Linked DNA regions of Homo sapiens: region 1 is linked to region 2. Evidence: chromatin loops called from intact Hi-C (ENCODE). Cell type or tissue: HCT116. All regions are shown on one strand. Each heading gives the region's core, and the rest is flanking DNA. Links, peaks and the distances in the headings are about the cores only.

Region 1 (11,222 bases), core at 877-8,876, 790 kb after region 2:
AGTTATGCTTCACTTAAAAACTGGGATACATTCTGTGATCATAGAGTGCACTTACACAAACCTAGATGGTATATAGCCTGCTACACACCTAGGCTATATGGCATAGACTATTGCTCCTAGGCTACAAATCTATACAGCATGTTACTGTACTTAATACTACAGGCAACTGTAACATAATGGTATTTGCATATCTAAACATAGAAAAGGTACAGTAAAAATGCAGTGAGATAAGAAAATGGTACACCTGTGTAGAGCACTTTCCATGAATAGAGCTTGCAGGATTGCTCTGGGTGGGTCAGTGAGTGAGTAGAGTGAATGTGAAGGCCTAGGACATTACTGTACACTACTATAGACTTTATGAACATTGTATACTTATGCTATACTAAATTTATTAAAACTTTTTTCTGCCAAGTGCAGTGGCTCACGCCTATAATGCCAGCACTTTGGGAGGCTGAGGCAGGTGGATCACCTGAGGTCAGGAGTTCAAAACCAGCCTGGCCAACATGGTGAAACCTCGTCTCTACTAAAAGTACAAAAATAAAGGAAGGGCACAGTGGCTCACGCCTATAATCCCAGCACTTTGGGAGGCCGAGTAGGGCAGATCGCCTGAGGTCAGGAGTTCGAGACCAGCCTGGCCAACATGGTGAAACCCCATCTCTATTAAAAATACAAAAATTAGCTGGGCATAGTGGCAGGTGCCTGTAATCCCAGCTACTCGGGAAGCTGAGACAGGAGAATCACTTGAACCCGGGAGGTGGAGGTTGCAATGAGCCAAGATTGCGCCGTTGCATTCCAACCTGGGCAACAAGAGCGAAACGTCGTCTCAAAAAAATAAAAATCAATTTTTTTTTAAATACAAAATTTAGCTGGGCATGGTGGCACGTGCCTGTAGTCCCAGCTACTCAGGAAGCTGAGGCAGGAGAATCGCTTGAACCCGGGAGGCAGAGGTTGTGGTAAGCCGAGATCGTGCCACTGCTCTCTAGCCTGGGCAACGAAGTGAGACTCCGTCTCAAAAAAACAAAACAGAACAGAACCTTTCTTCTTCAATAATAAATTGAAGACAATTCACCTACTGTAACTTTTTACCTTATAAACTTTTTAAATGTTTAATCTTTGACTCTTCTATAACACTTAACACACAAACTATACAAAATATTTAAAAATATTTTATGTCATTCTATAAATTTTTTCTATTTTTAGTAATTTTCTTTTTTTACTTTTTTGTGTTAAAAACTAAGACACATACGTTAGCCTAGACCTACCGATGAACTGGATCATCAGTATCACTGTGTTCTACCTCCACGTCTTGTCCCACTGGAAGGTCTTCAGGGACAATAACATGCATGGAGCTGTCATCTGCTATGATAACAATGTCTTCTTCCAGAATGTCCTGAAGGACATGCCTGAGGCTGTTTTATAGTCAACTTTTTTTTAATAAGTAAGGGTACACTCTAAAATAACAATAAAAGGTATGGTATAGTAAATACATAAACCAGTAACATAGTTGCTTGTTATCATATCAAGTACTATGTACTGTACATAATTGTATGTTCTAGACTTTTATATGACTGGCACTGCAATAGGTTTATACCAGCATCACCACAAACACGTGACTAATGCATCATGCCACAATGTTACAACAGCTACAATGGCTCCACTAGGCAAGTAGGAACTGTTTTTTTTTTTTGAGATGGAGTCTACCTCTGTTACCCAGGCTGGGGTGCAGTGGCGTGATCTCGGCTTACTGCAACCTCTGCCTCCCGGGTGCAAGCAATTCTCCTGCCTCAGCCTCCGGAGTAGCTGGGACTACAGGCGCATGCCACCACACCCGGCTAATTTTTGTATTTTTATTAGAGACAGGGTTTCACCATATTGGCCAGGCTGGTCTCGAACTCCTGACCTTGTGATCCGCCTGCCTCAGCCTCCCAAAGTGCTGGGATTACAGGCGTGAGCCACTGCACCTGGCTGCAAGTAGAAATTTTTACCTCCATATACTCTTTTTTTTTTCTTGAGATGGAGTCTCGCTCTGTCACCCAGGCTGGAATGCAGTGGCATGATCCCGGCTCACTGCAACCTCCACCTCCTGGGTCAGACGATTCTCCTGCCACTGCTTCCTGAGTAGCTGGGACTACAGGCACTTGCCACCACGCTTAGCTCATTTTTGTATTTTTAGTAGAGACGGGGTTTTACCATGTTGGCCAGGATGGTCTTGAACTCCTGACCTCAGGTGGTCCACCCACCCCAGCCTCCCAAAGTGCTGAGACTACAGGCATGAGCCACCATGCTCGGCCTGCTCCATATAGTCTTATGGGACTACCGTCATATATGCAATCTGTCATTGACCAAAACGTGTTTATGCAGCACATGACTCTGTGTTGTATATATAATGTAAAGCTTCAATAAAAGTAAATCAAAAGTTAAATGTGTTTAGTTTGATAGAACCAGATGACTATAATATTGAGGATATTATCCTTCTTGTGATAATTAGTTTTGTTACAATACAGCACTCACCTTCCACGTGAAACTTTAAAATGCAGGGGAAAAGAGCAGAGACCATATAATTAAAATGCACAGTAGAAACACTGAAATGTGGGGCTGGGCGCTGTGGCTCATGCCTGTAATCCCAGCACTTTGGGAGGCCAAGGTGGGCAGATCACGAGGTCAGGAGATCAAGACCATCCTGGCTAACGTGGTGAAACCCAGTCTCTCCTAAAAATACAAAAAATTAGCCAGGCATGGTGGCACGTGCCGGTAGTCCTGTGTCCGGAATTTATTCCTTCCTGTGGGTTCTTGGTCTCGCTCGCTTCAAGAATGAAGCCACAGACCCTTGTGGTGAGTGTTACAGCTCTTAAAGATGGTGTGTCTGGAGTTTGTTCCTTCAGATGTGTCCAGAGTTTCTTCCTTCCAGTGGGTTCGTGGTCTCGCTGACTTCAAGAATGAAGCCACAGACCCTCGGGTTAATGTTACAGCTCTTAAAGGTGGTGCGGACCCAAAGAGTGAGCAGCAGCAAGATTTATTATGAAGTGTGAAAAGAACAAAGCTTCCACACCACGGAAGGGGACCCGGACAGGTTGCCCCTGCTGGCTCACGTGGCCGGCCTTTATTCCCTTATTTGGCCCTGCCCACATCCTGCTGATTGGTCCATTTTACAGAGCACCGATTGGTCCATTTTACAGAGTGCTGATTGGTCCATTTTACAGAGTGCTAATTGGTGTGTTTACAATCCTTTAGCTAGACACAGAGTGCTGATTTGGTGCGTTTACAATCCTTTAGCAAGACCCAGAGCGCTGATTGGTGCATTTTTACTGAATGCTGATTGGTGCATTTACAATCCTTTAGCTAGACACAGAGCGCTGATTGGTGCATTTATAATCCTCTAGCTAGACAGAAAAGTTCTCCAAGTCCCCACTCGACCCAGGAAGTCCACCTGGCTTCATCTCTCAGTCCCAGGCTGAGGCAGGGGAATCGCTTGAACCCAAGAGGCAGAGGTTGCAGTGAGCCGAGATCATGCCACTGCACTACGGCCTGGCCAACAGCAAGACTCTGTCTCAAAAAAAAAAAAAAAAAAAAAAAAGAGAGAGACACCAAAATGCATTGCAAGACAACAAGACACTGAAATAACATGCCCAGCAACAGGGGAATGAATGAGTAAAATATGGCACAAAAACAACCAAAAACATACGTTGTAATTAAAAGTGAAATTTTTATGACTCAGAAAATTCATAAAATACTTAAGATACAGTACTTTGTTAAGAGACAATTAAAAATATTTTTAAATGACACATGATTGCAACTACAAATCCCCACTTCATAGATCTAAAAGACAGTAACATTTGGGCCCTCCAGCATCCAGGCCCCCCATGAAAAGGGTGCCCACTTCTGCTCTTTCCTGGTCCCGAAGTGTGGTATCCATCTGTTTCCCAAGCCTGGTTCTGTTTTCACCTCTCCATCCATGAGCTTTGCATTTCCTATTTCTGGCCTTTTCTTGCAGTTATTATTATTGTTACTAATATTAAACTTTTTGGCTGTGACCTTGACTTCTCTGGATGAAGACTTGATTCACAGCCCATACTACACAGATATCCACAGCCTCAATTCTCCCAGCTTCAGCCCATCATTTAGGAAGACTTTTTCTGTACCTGTCCCATCTCACCTGCCTCAGATCTTATGGGAAGAGTCCTAAAAATATATACAATTGAAACTTTGATGGACTAGGGTCTTAAGATCATGGGTTCAACATACAGTATTAGTTTTTTTCGATCTGTCCAAACTTTTTTAAAGACTTAATCTTTTCCTTATCTTTGTCAAGCTTGCCACCTGGTGGTGAATTTCTAGAACTTCATTGTTCTAGAAATTAGCCTCAAGTGAGCATAAGTAAGGTTAAAAGATGCTACCTTTGATTTCACTAGCAGTTTTGCGTTAATAACATGGAAGTATAGGCCTTTAATCACCCTGGTAGCCAAAGTCATATCACAGGGTTAGCTGATCCAGAAGTTATACAAGCCTTATAGACATTCCCTTACTTGCCTGGGACTCATGCCCTGATTCCCCGTAGGATTCTAGGTTGATTTTAATTACCTGATACTGGATCTGCTCTGGGAAGTAGTTCTTACTTAGACAGTGAGCATTTGCATCTACTGCAGAATCTTGGTGACTCCGAACATTGTATAGTGTCTTGTAAACTTTCACCAGTGTGTTAGTTCCCTCAGGTTGCCTTAACAAAGTACTACAAACTAGGTGGCTTACTAAATAACAGCAGTTTATTCCCTCATTGTTTGGGAGGCTAAAAGTCTGAGATAAGTATCAGCATGGCCAGTTCCTTCTGAGAGCTGTGAATAAGATTGTTCTATACCCCACCCCCACTATCATCTGGTGATTGCCTGGAAATCTCTGCATTCCTTGGCTGGTAGGAGCATCACCTTAGTCTGTGCCTTCATCTTCACACAGGGTCTATGTATATGTCCAGATCTCACCTTTTTATAAGACCACCAGTCATATTGGATTAGGGTTCACGCTAATGACCTCATCTTAACTAATTACATCTGCAGTAACCCTATATCCACATAAGATTACATCCGGAGGAACTGGGAGTTAGGACTTCAACATATGAAACTAAGGGGGGCATGGTCCAACCCATAGCAACCACGTATCTCATTATACCTCCAGACTTCATTTCCACCATGTTTTTCACAATTATTTGCTGCTGTTCCCTGCTGGACAGTTACATTTCCTTGCCCCACTGATGTGAAGCTTAGCTGTGAAATTGCTCTGCCCAATAAAATATGAAAAGAAGTGATGTGTGCACATCCTAACAGAACCTTTTAAGAGCCTCTTCCCTCTGCCATGAAACAGGCAGTGTTCCAGGTGAAGGCTGTTTCATCAGCCTATGTCTCAGAATGACAGTGACACAGACCAGGGCAGCAGCTGAACCTCAGTGGATATGTAGTATGAACAAGAAAACCTTTATGATTTTAGGCCACCAAGACTTTGGGGTCATTTATCACTGAAGCATAAACGAACTTTAGCTGACTGATAGAGCTAACTGACACCATAAGTTCACCCTGTAATGTGAGTGAGGTTTTTTTAAAAAAATTCATTCATCAGATAATTATTTGAAACTATGTGCTAGGCATAACTATATGTTGGACACTGTGATGGTGTCACCTTGGCTATGCCCTGGTACCCAGATATTTGCCAAACATCAGTCTAGGTATTGCTGTGAAGGTGTATTTTAGATGAGATTAACGTTTAAATCAGTAGGCTTTCAGTAAAGCCAATTACCATCCATAATATGGGTGGGCCTCATTCAGTGGAAAACCTTAAGAGGAAAAGACTGAGGTCCTCAAGGAAGAGGGAGTTCTTCTGACTCCAGTTGCAGCATCCGTTCTTCCCTGAGTCTCCAACCTGCTCTGCAGATTTCAGATTTGCCAGCCCTCACAAACACATAAGCCAGTTCCTTAAAATAAATGTATGTATAGCTCACATTTATTTCAATGTTTCATATTAGAAGTGTTTCATTCTTTATTTAGAAGTATAGTAGTGATTTTGTGACCAGAAATATGCTGTAGAAACTGAACTCTTATTTATCTCAATTAGCCTATGGTAAAATTGGTCATGCTGTATATCATTTTGCTTAAAGCTGCAGTTTCCAAGAACCTATATGACACTTTTAAGTGATGACTTGCTGTACTGCATTTAATAGAAGCACATAGGAGAAGCACCTGACCCTGACTCGTAGAACCAAAGAAGGCTTTTGGGAGGGAATGAAGTCGAATTTGAGAACTGCACTTGGCAAGTGGAATAGGAGTTAGCCAAGTGCAAGGAAGGGTGGTGGGGACCAGGAATTGGACTGAGTAGAGAACATGCACTCTCAACAAGGGCATGATCTCCCCCAGGAGAAGAAAATGGGTGCTTGGCAGACAAGATAAATCTTAGCTATCACACTGTTTTGTCACCATCCAAAGCTCAATCCTATGTGACAAAATTGTATTCCTCTTAATATTTAATTGAGGGGAGGGAAGATGACTAGGAAAGAATTTCTAAGAAGGTCTCCTTAGGTGGGCAATAATAAAAAAAAACATTGAGAAACATTGGTATAGAAAGAGCATTTGGGCATAGGAAAGATCACACATGAAACTACTGAAATGAGAGAGAACATAGACTATTTGAAAAATTAGAATGGGTGTGGCATAGAATTGGGAGGGAAGAGGAAGCAGGAAGAACAATGAGAGAAGAGGCCAGTCTAGAAACAAATTTTAAAGAAAATTAAACCTGAAAGTGCATTTCAACCTCAATTATCTAAATAATTTAAAGTTGGATTTTGTGTCTAAATTATCTACAGCACATCAAACTCACTTTTTTATGTATAAATCATCCTTTGTGTTTGTGGTCTCTACTGAATGAATTAAGCTTTAAACATTGTGTTAGAGATAGACAAGAGCATTTGTTAAGATAGATATTTCAACCTATCATGCTAGAACTTGGTAGTTGTACAACTGTTGTCTCTAGAATGGCATCATGTTCAGGTGGGTAATTATAATGCTATTCCAGCAAGCTTTTTAACCTCTGGAGAATTTTCATGTGATTTACTTCACTGGAGTTTCAAAGACAAAATATGACACTAAAAAAGGTATTTTTCTTGGTCCCATTATTTAGAATAGAATGAGAACAATGGTCTATTTAATAACCATTATCGTTATCTTCCCAGATTGAATTAAAATTACATTAATATTCCATTAGAAAATTCTCTGCAAAAATGCTGTCAATCATTTTTTTATTTCTACCAGCTTGTTAACAATGAACTCAAAGCTAATTCAATACTTTTGGGAGATAGTATAAAACTCAATTTTAGAATCTAAAGAACTAAAAAATTGTATGCTATGTGATAATTTTAATTCCTATTTTTCTACTACAGCCTTAGCTTGCTTGGTATTAGTAGGCTTATCCTAAATTTATAATATACTTTTAAGAGGCAGCATTCTAGTAATATTTTTAGAAGGTCTTATTATATAAAACACAGTATAAAATTATATAATAGTTCTGAGTATGGATTCTGGAGTCAGACTGTCTGGGTTCAGATCCTGAGTTGAACCTGTTTGGGTTTAAATGTTACTAGCTTTCATAAACTTGAGCAGATGTGAAAAGTTGTGTGATCTTAACCTCTCCGTACCTCTGTACCTCATAGTTCTAACTATGTAATAGAACTACTACATATTTTTGTAAACATACAGTAATAATGAGTTCATTATGTAAAGCACTTAGAACAGTACCTAGGACATACTCAGTACTCAATAATGTTAGCAATAATTATGGAACCCCTTACTGAGTAGCTTTAAAACCATTTGTTGAGTCTTTCCTGTATGTCATACAAGGAACTTACTTGTGAAACTCTTAGTACATCTTACCTAAAATGATGTTCAGAGCATGGCTTAAGATATTTTTTGAAACTAACTTTTTAAATATTATTATTGTTCTCTTTACTACATTACAAGCCTTAAAACAGATTAGCTTTCTAGGGTAGGATGATACTTTTTGTCCTTAGGTGAGAAGATGAACATCTAAATTTCATTTGAAAAAGCATTCCTTCCAGCCAAGCATGGTAGCTCACACCTGTAATCCCAAACTTTGAGAGGCCAAGGTAGGAGGATCCCTTGAGGCCAGGAGTTTGAGACCAACCTGGGCAACACCACAAGACCCTGTCTCTATAAAATATACAAACAAACAACAACAAAAAAAATAGTTTGGCACAGTAGGATATGCCTATAGTCCCACCTGCTCAGGAGACTGAGGCAGGAGGATCACTTGAGCCTGGATAGTTGAAGCTGCAGTGAGCCATGATCACACCACTGCATTCCAGCCTGGGCAACCACGTCTGAGAAAAAAAAAAAAGGCATTCCTTCAGTAGTAGGTGGGAGATGAATTCCTCTTCAGAATTTTGTGTTGGAGTCTAAGATTTATCTTTATGGAACTACTATTTACATGGTAACAGTAGGGAAAAGGAAGAAGAGTGACCCATGATTTACTGGCTTTTAAAATTTTGACTAAGGCAATTCCTTTTCAATATTTATATATTTCAGAAAATGTCACTGAAATTCACAAATGCAAAACGGATTGAAGGACTTGATAGTAATGTGTGGTGAGTATCTTAAAATAAATAATAATTTAGTGAGGGTTTCCTACATATTTTCGTATCTTTAGATGGGAGTTTTTTTTGCCTCATCCATGGTCTATAAATAAAGGTCCTCATTTAATTCATCCATTAAATGAAAATGGAAGGAAGTTAGCAATCCATATACTGAATTGTTCATTTGGCACATGTGCCATGCCCTTTGCTGGACACTGGACATATGGCAGAGAAAAGGACAAATGTTAATGCCCTCATGGAACTTAACCTCCAATCCAGGAACTTTTCTTATTAGTTCTGTTCTCTAATAGTTGATGAAAGAACTTAGCAGCAGCTGGAATTGTTGAGAAAATATATATATGTGGTTAAAATATGGGTAGCGTGAAACTGAGGTTTGTAAGGGACATTGGGTTCATAAATTCAGCCATCATTCTATTTGGTAAACTGATTTGTGGTTGGTAAATTTTTGTTGGAAACTCATTTTTTAAAACCTATAGGACTAAACTAGGGTCTTATTTGTCTGTTTTGTGGTAAGACTATAAGATATAAAAAAGCGAACTTTATAATTGTAGAACTTATTAATATTAGTATTTTTTTCAATCTTAGGATTGAATTTACCAAATTGGCTGCAGACCCTTCTGTTGTGAATCTTGGCCAAGGCTTTCCAGATATATCCCCTCCTACATATGTAAAAGAAGAATTATCAAAGATTGCAGCAATCGATAGCCTGAATCAGTATACACGAGGCTTTGTAAGTATATCAAGACCATATGGGCCATGAGCTTTTATTTTATACTGGGGTGTGTGTCTGTGTGTGTGCATGTGCCCTTCTGTCATTCATATATAAGTGACTTTCTGGGACCAGCTGTCCCATCCTAGCAACCACAGAAACTTCTGCCCTTGCCCTATGTCCTGAGATGAGCCTTCGCCTACTTCCAGCCCCTCTACACTTTTCTTTCTTTTGGCCCTTACTTTACTGTTGCTCCAAGATAGGATCCTATGGCAACACGATAAGGAACAACATTCTCTTGAGACATGTCTTTTCTATCTCATCAACATTTATGCAGCCTGAGCACTGACCCTTTATTTAATATATCCAACTAGCTACGTTTTTCCTCCTTGTGCCAGCTCACTCCCATCCTTCTGTAATGAAATGCCTAGGATAGCCAAAGATTTTCTAGATCAGACGTACCTTTGAACTGTAGACTTGTATCTGTTGTGCCAAAAGCCATACAATTATCATATGTCTGACCACTTGTCTTTTCCTTTTATGATATTGTGGGAAATGGGGAGGGGAATGGTATAGGAGGAAGCCTGTTTTTTGTCTTCTATAGTGGTCTAACTATAAAAATCCATAGAAGGGTTTTGCTTTGGGAATAGCACAGGGAAAAGCAGTGAAACTTACCTGTGTCACAGGGTTTGACACTGGTGAGAATCCCTGCTCTTCATAGATCTCACTCCCTGGCCCACCCTACAGACCCCCATCTCAGACCTACTCAACATAACTCACTCCCCAGCCTATACAAATCCATAATGAAAGGCTAGAAACAAACCAACAATAGAGAAAATTAATGAAACCAAAAGCTGGTTCTTTGAAAAGATCAATAAGTAAAAGTTTTAGCTAGATTGACCAATAAAAAAGAAAAAACTCAAAGTACCATATGAAGAATGAAAGAAGGAATATCATTACTGATCATACAAACATGAAAGCAATAATAGGATAATATTATGGATAATTTTATGTCAGTACATTGACAACTTGGATGAAATGAACAGATTATTTAAAAGATACAAATTACCAAAACTGACACAAGGAGAGATGAAAAATGCAACTAGCCCTATGTCAATGAAAGAAAATGAATTTGTAATTAAAGTCTTCCTGCAAACAAACCTCAATACCTAGATGGCTTATTAGTGAATTCTATCAAGTATTTAAGGAAGAACTATTAGGTCAGTGCAAAAGTAATTGCGGTTTTGCCATTAATTTTAATGACAAAAACCGCAATTACTTTTGCACAAACCTAATAATACCAGTTCTGCACACATTTATTCAGAAAGTGGAGCAGGATGAAAAACTTTTACTTATTGATCAACAATTTTTGTAATTTGAAAAATAAAGAAATGCCTAATGGTTTTGTCTGAACTTTTAATCAGGGGTTTTGTATCAGGGTAATGCTGGTCTCATAAAATTAGTTTCAGCATTACCCTGATACAAAAACTGATTTAAAAAATGCCAGCGAAAGAAATAAAGAAAACTCCAGTTCAATATCTCTCATGAACATAGAAACAAAGATTATGAAATTTTAGCAAATCAAATCCAGATATGTGTGTGTGCATGTGTGTGTGCCTGTGTGTATAAAGATATAAAAAGTAATACATCCTGACCAAGTAAGGTTTACCATAGGAATGCAGGATTAGTTTTAATATCCAAAAATTAATCATTGCAATTATGCTATATTATCAGAAAAAAAAGATCATCTTATGTAGTATATATAGAAAATGCATCTGACAAAATTCAACCCTCATTTATAATAAAAGTTTTCAGCCAATTAGAAATAGAATGGAGCTTTCTCACTCTGATAAAAGGAATCTATGAGAA
Region 2 (10,956 bases), core at 1,561-9,560:
TGCTGACAGCTCCCCCCTTTAGAGGGTCCACCCACACACACTATGAAGTCCCATTGCCCCTTCTAGGAGGTCCTGTCTGATAGAGCCTAACACAGCCTCAGGATTGCTGGTCCTCTATCCTGTCCTGCATTGGGGTAACATGCCGTGTCCTTCCACGGCAGGGCCTTGGGGTTGCGGGAATTTCCCAGGTGTAGCAGCTACTTGCTTTGGCTTCATCATCCTCAACACAACTGGCCAGCTTCTCTCTTACTCTGCACATTTTCTGGGGCAGAAATCAGCCCTCAGCTCACGGTCTTTCAAACTTCAGGTGACACATATTAGACTCTCAGAATGGCCGTGTTGAAGGCCCTCAAAACCTGAGGGAGGTTCAGGTGTCCCCTCACCCCTTATTTCCTCTTGAGATACAGGACTTCAGGCTTACAGCAAAAACTTTTCCAAAAAATCCTTCTCACTAGAATCTTTCTTCTTTCTTCTTACTCTCCAAAAAATCTTTTCTATTCTTGAAGAGAGAAAGAAGCCCTTGGATAAATGACCTTAAAATTTGCAACCAAACCCAAACATCAGGGTTTGTTTTGTTTTAGATTACTCTTATGGTGTTCTGTCCCATGCGCACATTGGTACCTGAGAGCCACAATGTCAGTCCCTCTGGACTGACGCTTCTGAGGTGAGAAGCGTTCTATTTTAATATTAGGTTATGTTCACTTAACAAACCATGTAGGGCATTCAATAAAGTAGCTTCAATTCTTCTCAGTTAATATTCTTGCCCTTTTAAAGCCTGACGTTGAAAGTACTTCCAAAGTAACCAAACTGGTAAATATCATTTGGAGCCTTCACTGATTGTGACTGTTGCCTGATCACCAGGGGTAGTTATGCGTTGTGTAGGAGCTTACACAATTTGGCAGAGGCTTTCTTTAAGAAAAAGAACGCAAAGTTAGGAATAAAAAATTGGTTGTAGAAAATAGAAAAAATAAATAGAAAAAATAAAAAATAAAAAAAGAAATAAAAAATTAAAACAAAAACAAAGATAAAAAATTGGGTATGTAAACAACTATTTACTTGGAATGAGAAAAATCCACAAATTACAAATTTTAAAATGCCAATCCTTTTGTAGTTCATAAATGTGATGATTGGGTTCTCACATGTGAGGTGTGTGAGACGTGCTTCATTCAAACCCTGTTACAACATCCGCACATACCCTGTCTGTCATGAAAGAAAAAAAATTAAAAAAGAATAAAATGTTGACAAATATACCACAAACATCAAAAGTCCAGGACAAATTATGCAATTCTTTTATTAATGAATTACCTTATATATACCTTTATAATTCTTTTGAATTTTAATATAATCAATAATTCTGAATAAATACACAAAGCTACATGAAATTAAGGTATATAGAAGAGTAAGTAAAATAGATTTTAAACATCATTGCATTAAGCTACCTACTTGTCATTATTCTTATACTATGTACATGGACTTATTTTATAAATATGTGTGGTGATTTTATCATTGGAATGTTTCTTTAGGTTGTTGTGATTCATTGATGAATACTTTTTCATTCTCTTTTGTCTAAAGCTGCTCTTTGTCTTTAGGATGCGATGTGATCCAACATGTTGGGATGCATAAAATACATGACTAAACAAACAGGCACAGTCATTGTGAACCTGGCACTGGTCTGTGTCCTACAATCACAGGATTTCTGATAAATTCTATTTTGTGTGATTTACCTCAAAAAATAAAAAATATTGGGTTTATAATTGCATACACTGCTTATCATGTATATTCTCAACAGGACAGAACTTCCATTTTGATCAGGCGTCTTTGAGAATTAAATCCTCTGCTCAGACTTTTACATAACTGAAGATTGGCAGAATTTTCCACAGGCTAGCTTCTGGGTTCATACTTTTGAAAACTTTGTCTACGTGATTACCTACAGACTTCCAATGCCAAGTGCAATAGGTTACATTCAAATCACAATATGACCTCTAGCATTGCACCTGTCTGTCAGATATTGGCTGAGCAGCAAAGGAGCATTGGAAATATTGCTGGAAGCCATTCCTGCACCACGATAGCTAACAATAACTTAGATATGGAAGTGAACCACATAAAAATAATCTTCTTAACCCAAACTCTATGCCTTTTCAAGTCAGCTTCCCCTTAGCTGAATCCAATCACCCCTTGCCTCTTTAAGATCACCCTTGGCCAGGCGCAGTGGCTCATGCCTGTAATCCCAACACTTTGGAGGGCCAAGGAAGGCGGATCACCTGAGGTCAGAAGTTTGAGAACAGCGTGGCCAACATGGGGAAACCCCGTTTCTACTAAAAATATAATAACAAAAAAAATTAACTGGGTGTGGTGGTGCGTGCCTGTAATTCCAGCTACTTGGGAGGCTGAAGCAGGGGAATCACTTGAAACCCGGAGGCGGAGGTTGCCGTGAGCTGAGATCATGACACTGCATGCCAGCTTGGGTGACAGAGCGAGACTCCGTCTCCAAAACAAACAAACAAAAAGACCACCCTACAGAAGAGCAAGTGTAACAGAGGGTAAGCTGGAGAGGAAAGAGACAGAGGTCTTAACCGATTGTAGTTAACATAGCTCCCAAGTTTTACAAAAGCTTATGACTATGGGAACACATTTCTCGGGCCCCAAGCATGAAAAGGGCTCATGAAAGGGAGGGGTCCTAGAACTTCATTAACATCATAGTAATTTGCCTTGCCAACCAGGAATGAGCCCTGCTTGGATGGACCACCTGCTCACAGTGTATTTACATTTACAGAATTGGCACACTGGTGTGCTTGTGGGCAAATGCAGGTTAATATGTGTTACTGTCAGAGTTTAGCAGTTGGTCAACCTCCAACAGGAGTCAGCAACGGTGTAGAATTTCCCTGAGTTTTAAATGTATGTCTTAGCCCTAAAGGCCTTTGGAAAGTTATTGGTCTTATTAGTGAGTTCATATGCCATTGAAAGATGTTTGACTAGAAAATGACATTTTAGTAAACGGGTAAGGAAGAGACTTACGAAAAAAGGACCATGAAGACACTGGGAAAATTAAAGAGAGCCCAGTAAGATGTCTTATCAGTTTATGATTCTCTTTTGTACACTAGTAATTTATAAGGGAACAGTCACAGTTAGGAATGATTTCAGCTACATGTAACATAATAGTTAACTAATGGTGGCTTAAATAATAAAGATAATTAACTCTTAGAACAAAAAGTCTGAAGGTAGGTGACTGATAACTCTGTTATTTTAGGACTCTGTCACTATCTTTACGATTCTTAAGGTAAAAATATGATTGTCACAGCTCTGGGAATCATTTGTTCAAAGGCAGAAAACAGGAGGCAGCTAGATAGTGTGTGTCTATCTCTTTTCAGTAAAGAGGAGAAATCTTTCCTAAGCAATTACCTATCAGAATTGCTCTTTAAATCTCATTGGCCAAAACTGGGCACATGGGCACCCCTAGCTGCAAGGAGGAGTTGGGAAAGTGAATATCTGGCAAAAGGGTATGAGAGTTTGTTGATTGGCTTAGACTTGTCATGCTTTATCTTTCAGGACTGGGCACATAGCTGTCCTGAGAAAGAATATGGATTTTATTAGTAAGGAATAAAAGGGATATGGCTATTGGGTGGCAACAAATGGCAGATGCAACCAGAACCTTTGGGTTGAGTAAAACTATCTTTTTACTTAGCAATTATCAAACTAACATGAATTAAGAACACACATGAATACAAACAATAATTTCGTTAGCAAATATTCTGTGCTAGGAACTTGGTACTAGATGTTAGATATATATTATCTGCAATTTTCACAGCAGTCCTGCAAGATGAATATTCTCCCTGTTTTCAGAAAGATTAGGTTATATCCCAATTAGAGAAATAAGTAGCTCTATTCTGACTTCTATCATTGAAGTCTTGCCTTTCTTGAACTTCAAATCAATTAAATCATATAGGAGGTACTTTTTGGTTTCCAACTTCTCTTGCTCAATATTAGATTCTGGACTCATTCATGTTGTTAATGAATACCATGAATAACTTATTTTTTAGTGCTGTGTACTTATTGTTTGAAAAAAATCAAAATTTATTCATTTTACTGTAGATTGACATTTGGGTTGTTCCTAGTTTAGTGAAATGATTAAAGTAATTAAGATTATTATATGTGATATGATTAGATCATAAATTATATGATTATATAGCTATATGAGTAGGTGACTAATATATAAGTATATATCTTATTATATATTATATAACATATTATATTTACAGAACCGACCAAAATAAATCTGACAAAAAGTACTCCTTTTTGTTGGATTTGCAATTTGTTGGATTTATATACAAGAGTAAAATAAAGTATTTTTAGCTTTAGTAGATACTCTCTAAAAGATTTCCAAAGTAGTTGTACCAAGTTACACTCCCATCAGCAAATTATGAGAGATTTATTTGCCAATGGTTGGCTTTGTTATATATATTATTTTAGAAGGTAGTAAGGAATATGGTATGTGCTATGGAAAAGGAGAAGTTGGGCAAGATAAAGGGGATTGGAAGTACTGGGGGAAAGTAGAGCAGTTTGAAATTTTAAATATGTGGTCAGGATTGGCTTTTATTTATTTGTTTTTTTGACAGGGTCTTGCTCTGTTGCCCAGGCTGGAGTGCAGTGGCATGATCATGGCTCACACTGCAGCCTCAACCTCCCAGGCTCAAGCAGTCCTCCTGCCTCCCAAGTAGCTAGGACTATAGGTGTGTGCCACCGTCCTCTACGAAAAATATATTTTGTATTTTTTGTAGAGATGGGGTTTTGCCGTGTTGCCCAGGCTGGTCTGGAACTCCTGGGCCCAAGCTGTCTGCTGCCTTCACCTCTCAAAGTGCTGAGATTACAGGTATGAGCCGCCATGCCTGGCTGGCTTTTTTTTTTTTTTTTTTTTTTTGAAGGTGACAACTGAACAAAGTCATGAAAAAGTAAGCGAAAGAGCTATGCAGGTATGTGAGGAAAATATTCTAGGTAGAGGGAAAAGCCAACACAAAGGCTATTAATAAATTGCTGGTGCTTTCCAGCAAAAGCAATTGGTCATTGTGGAAGAAACAGAGTGAACAAGGGAGAAAGGTATGGGAAATAACATGAAGGGGGAAAAGAGCCAGATCATGTAGGGCCTCCAGGACATGGTGAGTGCTTTGGCTTTTACACCGAGTGAAATAGGGAGCTACAATAGGGGTTTGAGCAGATGAGTGACATAATCTGATTTACACTTAAAAAAATTCTGGTGGCTAGATTAAAAATAACTGTGGGCAGGAGCAGGGAGATGAATTAGTCTATTGCAGGAGGTGACAGTAGCTTTAACCAAAGTGGTGATAGTGGACGCTCCAGGCAAATAGGGTGTCAAAAGCCGAGGTGCAGAGATGGAAAGTTCAGTTCAAGGCCGGTATCAGAACTGTGAGCAAACCAGTTGTCTTTCTAACGGGGGAAGGAAAATGACAGCTGCCATTTATTGAACATTCACTATGTGGCAAGCATTGTGCTAAATTTGATACTCCGGCGACCTCTTTTAGTCTCCATGACAACCCTGTAAAGACATTTAGAATTTAGAACCTTTCATACAGTTCCATGACTAAAACGTAGCACACCTGGCATTCCAACCCTTCATTTCATTCTACTCTAGCACTAAAGCTAGAAGGGAAGCTTGAGGCCACATTGTGGAGTGCCAAGAGGTTTGAACTTTTGCCTGGTTTGAACTTTTACCTTCTTAATCTTTTCCCCGCATCCCCACATTTGAGGACAGGACACCTCCAGGAACTGCAGCTCAGCAACAGGGGTTCAGCGTGAGCGCGGCCTGGGGAGGGTCATCGCCTTTTTGGGGAGTGTGGGGAGAAACGCGGCTCGCCTTGTCGTGGCTGGCGATACGCCTCTGCAGGAAGGGTGTGTCTCCCCGCTTGAGGATTCTCCCTATAGATAAAGAGGAGACTCAGCAGAGCCTTAATTAGAGATCACAGAGGACTGACAACGAGCGTCCGGAAGACGAATTGGCAGCGAGGTGCATGGATTCGATACAGAAGCTGGAGATAGAGTCCAGCTAACAGACCACTGCAGTTCGACGGAGCCAGAGTGAGGCAACGAGGAGAGATGTCGGGGAAGGAAAGGGGATGGGACTTGGGGACTGGAGCGGCTCGAGAGCGACGGAGAAGGGGGCGTTAGGCTCTAAGGATTCTCTTACTGTGCCTCCTCCCCGTGTCCTCGGGTGGCGGCTGCGCAGCCCTCCAGCCCTCAGAGCTGCCCTGCAGCACCTTGGCCACTAGGAGGCAGGCCCGCCTTATCTGGAGCCCCGGCCGCCGCTCACTCCAGGGAGGGCTGCGCTGCTGCTTAAATTCCAAGTCAGGCCAGCCCCTGGAACGCTTAATGGGAGCTTAGATTTAGAACAGTTGATTTTCATTGAGACGGAAATTTGGACAGTCTCCCACTTGATTGAAAACGGCTAGAAACAAGGCTTACGGTAGAGCAATGAATGCCAGAGTGCAGGCGCCGGTGCCCAGGCGGCCCGGGGAACAGGAGGGCCGGAGGAGGAAACAGCTGCCTGCAAAACACCAGCAGCGCCCTTAATTAACACCAGTGCTGGCCAGGGGGATTGTGCTTCCGGAAATTCCCAACGTCCTTTCCCTGCTTGCCCAGGGCCATTCCATTATACAGTTTCAGACCAGTCCCAGGTCTGAAATGGAAAGAGATGTTACCCTAGATGCCCGGAGACAGCGGGGCCGCAGAGACCTCGCACAGCCGAATAGCAGTGGAGCAGGTGTGTGTGTGTGCATGTGCATGTGTGCACGCTGTGAGGGTGTGGTGTGTGTAACATGCTCCCATGTGTCCGTGTGCCCGCTCTGCAGGGGGAATGTTAATGTTTGATTGTTGTTTGGCTTCAGCCCAAAAGAGAAACAAATAATGAGGTGAACGGAAATGAGCTGGAGTCTCTGCTTTCACCGCTAATTAGTCCCTGCTCGATTTTGACGAAGAAGACATACAATAGACACAAGTGAGCAACGAATGAGAAACTCAGGGACCTAGGCTGGGGAAAGGGCGTCGGGTGGGGGGTGTGTGGGCAGGGCTAGGAAGGGAATCTCAGAAGCCAGTGTGCCTGGATCAGGCCGACAGGTCATTCCCACCCTTAGATGAAAATCTGCGCATTATTCCATCTTGGCTGGCATCTCTTATGGGCTGGCCTTCATCTTACTAACGCCATTTCACTTTTTGAAGGGTTGACAGTTACCTTCTTCACCTTCCCCTGGGCAGTTCTTTGTTGTCTTTGTCAGGCTGGCCCCTGTCCATATTTCTCAGAGCCCTGGTCACAGCTCTCTTACTCACCAGCTGCTCAGACAAACCCAGCCTTGACCTGGCTCTGCACTTCAGCACGTTGCCTGCTGCTCCTTAGACTCTTCTCTTGCTACCTGTGAAAGGTCAGATGCAAAATGGTGAAGGCAGAAACAGACTGTTTGATGACAAGGTGAGGAAGAGCTGCTGCTCAATATACCTGTGTGTCTATTGATGTGCAAGTGAGCAGGAAAGATGGTGGTAGAAAGTCATGTTAGAGACCTCTGTGGCAGACCCTTCAATTATCAGCAATGCCAAGGGTCCCTGTCTGTGGGGCCCCCACAGGCACAACTCGTATGGGCTCCAGAGACACCATTTCAGCTTGAGAATGTGTCCCCCAAGTTGCTAAAGTATGTGTCCTACCCTCAGAGTACCTGGTCTCTCCAGGGCTCTCATAGCCCCTTGTGAATATATGCCTAGGAGTGCATGCTCCTTGAGCATGAATATGAGAATTATAAAAAAAATTCTTCACCCAGAGCAGGTTCTCCTCAGACTTGTATTCTCGAATGTGTGTGTGAGAGAGGGAACTTCATTTCTTTCACATCCTAATAAATACAGAGAATGGTCACTTCTTAGAAACTGTTGTTCACAGCACTTCTGGGTTGTTGCTAGTCTTTATTCCCTTTCTTTTTGCTTGCCCCTTTAGGGCACAACTGTCCCAGTACAGGTTTTCTTTCTAATGCTGCTCTTCTTTTTTGTTTGTTTGTTTGAGATGGACTCTCACTCTGTTGCCCAGGCTGGAGTGCAGTGGTGCGATCTCAGCTCACTGCAAGCTCTGCCTCCTGGGTTCAAGCAATTCTCCTGCCTCAGCTTCCCAAGCAGCTGGGATTATAGGCGCGTACCACCACACCCAGCTAATTTTTGTATTATTAGTAGAGATGGGGTTTCACGATGTTGGCCAGGCTGGTCTCGAACTCCTGATCTCAAGTGATCTACCCGCCTCAGCCTCCTAAAGTGCTGGGATTACAGGCATGAGCCACCATGCCCAGCATGCTCTTCCTTTATAATTTGGTAGATTGGGCCATGGTGGGAGTTCTCAAACTTTAATAATAATAAAAAAAGTCTCTCAAGGAGTTTGTTTTAAATGCAGATTTCTCAGGTCCTGCCCAAATCTATGGAATCAGAATTTCTGGAGCAGTCCATGGGAATCGGCATTTTACCAATCCCTCTGCTACCTCCTCCTCTAAGATCCGAAGTCAGATGGTTCACAGAACACATATCATAAAACGTGGTGCTGATGGAGGCCTTGGGCCCTTGTCTGGCTTGCTCAGGCTGCTATAACAAAACACTGTAAACTGGATGACTTATAAACAACAGCAATTTAATTCTCACAGTTCTGGAGGCTGGAAGTCCAAGATTGGATTTGGTTTCTGGTGAGTGCTCACTTCCTGTTTCCTAGAACAGTTCTTTTCCCCTGCGTCCTCACTAAGTGAAAAGGGAAGATAAGCTCCCTTGGGCTCCTTTATAAGGGCACTGTTCTCACTCATGAGCCCTCCATTTCATGACCTAATCACCTCCCAAAGGTCCCACCTCTTAATACCATCACCTTGGGGTTTAGATCTCAACATATGAGTTTTGGAGAGACACAAACATTCAAACAAAAGCAGTCCTTTTCTTAATTTTGAGAGTTATTTATATATTTTAGACTCAAGACCTTTCTTAGAGATGTAATTTCTAAATATTTTCTTCCTGTCTGTAATTTGTCTTTTGATCCTTTGTCCAAGGTCTTTCACAGAAGTTTTTAATTTTGATGAGATCCAATTTATAAATTTTTCTTCTTATGGCTCATGCTTTTGGTGTCAAGTCTAAGAACTTTGCTTAGTCCTACACCCCAAAGATTTTTCTCTTATATAGTTGTATGTTTATGTTTTAGTCAATTATCCATTTTGAGTTAATTTTGGTATTGGTTTAGGTCCAATTGCTCCAGCACCATTTATTGAAAAGGCTGTTTCTCCTCTATTGCATTGCTTTTACTTCTTTGTCTAAAATTAATGGGAATTTTGAGTGGGTCTATATCTGTGTTCTCTATTCTGTTCCACTGATTGATTGCTTTGCCTGTTCCCTCTACCAATACCATACTGTTTGGATACAGCACTTATATATAGGGCCTTAACATTTGGAAGCGTGATTCTTCCCACTTTATTCTTGTTTTTAAAGTTTTTTTTTTTTTTTTTTTTTTTTTGTTTTTTGCAATTCTTGGGTCTTTCCCTTTCCATATAAATTTTAGAGTAAGCTTGTCTATGTCTATGAAAAAAACTTATTTAAATTTTGATAGTAATTACATTAACATGATCTGGTTACGGAGAAGAAACTGTGTGGAAAAGTTGGGCAGTCGTAGTTGCTATATGATTTGTTAATAAACTTTGATCCTTCTAGAATCCTAGAACCAGAGAGGACTCAACACTTTAAACTGGCTCCAGGGAACATTGTAGGTTCTTGGGGGTTCATAAACTGTCTTTAGGAAAACGGAGCTGTCTTAAGAGAAGTAAGTTGTACGTACTTCTCTGAGAACCGAACTTTCTCTCTTATGGCTGTGAGAACCAAATGTTTACTTAAGTAAAATTGATCTTCATTTCTACTTCAACAGGGAAGGAAGAGCTGAAGGACCCTGGGGATGATTGAACATAGCCTCTCACCAGCGCGCTCAGGAATTGTCCTGAGAGCAGCAGGAGGAGTGGTAATCCTGCAAGAGAAGGTGGCTTTGTTGAGAGCCTTTAAATTCAGCTTTATTACTCGCCAGTCTCCTTCCTTGTGTTCTGGCCATATTTCTTATCCATTAGGCAGCCAGCCCTTCACATGAGATCCTCCTGGTTTTGCATTCTTTTCTGCAATGCTGACACTTCCTTCTAGTTACACCCTTTGGCACTCTAATCTGTGGTCTTAGTTTTAGTCACTGATGAAGATATTTGGCACATTAACTCTTATTTCAGTTAACACCAGATGAAGTGAACTCAATTCCTCTTCTCACACAAAAGTTGGCCCCAAACTAGTTCAAAAATATATTTGAATTCTTTCTTGGCTAGTGTCGGTTATTTGTGTCCCTTTAGTGATCTGATTAATATTTGCTTTTGTGATGGTTGTCACATCAAGATAGCTGCAAGCATTGTTAAAGAGACATTTGATAAGAGGGACTACTTACCTGGAATTCACCCCCAGACCACCGAAATCTTAACTACTGATGACAGTTTTGTGTATCCTTTAAGGAGCTCTTGAACTCTGAATTCTATAGAGAAAATAAAAAGATTTGTTGAAAATGACTGACCCCATGTGGGTTGAGAACTATATCCAGTTAACTAAACTGTAAACAGCTAACTGAATCTGTTAACAGTTAAGTATGTTATCTATAAAATAAGCTTCAAGTAGCACTGTGTTGTAACTTCTTGGTGCCTCCAAATTAAGAGTTAAACCCTTAGATCTGGCTAAGGAAATGACTTTATCCTAGCCCAAAGGAGACCTTTTCCTCAACTCTTCCTCCATTATTTTTATTCTCTATTGTTTACTCATCGTCTCATATGTCCCCTGTCATGTTACATTGGAATCATTTCTTTTAGATGCAAACTGCAGCTGATGTGTTCATTGGGTCTATTGCAGCCCCCACCAAGTGTTCACTTCTGGTGA

The links. Hi-C counts contacts between places; a loop is a spot of excess contacts. Peaks named below come from ENCODE experiments on the same cell type or tissue, not always from the same donor. Only the 100,000 strongest peaks of a DNase experiment are listed, where the experiment ranks them.
Region 1: it touches region 2 in a loop (4-fold over the local background); 3 of 110 quality-filtered maps call a loop at or near these places.

The regions. Positions count from the first base shown.
Region 1 is chr1:88,966,822-88,978,043 of GRCh38, reverse strand. KYAT3 (kynurenine aminotransferase 3) reads left to right here. Exons shown (of 14, transcript NM_001008661.3): 3 at 8,577-8,635; 4 at 9,230-9,374. Among named protein-coding and RNA genes, the nearest start is that of KYAT3, 20 kb to the left of the region's middle. In HCT116, for the core only: a CTCF peak has its summit at 4,322 (motif pointing left); a DNase peak (open chromatin) is centred at 4,333.
Region 2 is chr1:89,758,462-89,769,417 of GRCh38, reverse strand. LOC107985743 (a long non-coding RNA gene) reads right to left here. Exons shown (of 3, transcript XR_002958333.2): 3 at 10,480-10,561. LOC124904833 (small nucleolar RNA U13) reads left to right here and starts at 1,100; the gene lies at 1,100-1,206. RefSeq lists an enhancer at 6,184-6,684. In HCT116, for the core only: a CTCF peak has its summit at 6,285 (motif pointing right); a DNase peak (open chromatin) is centred at 6,297.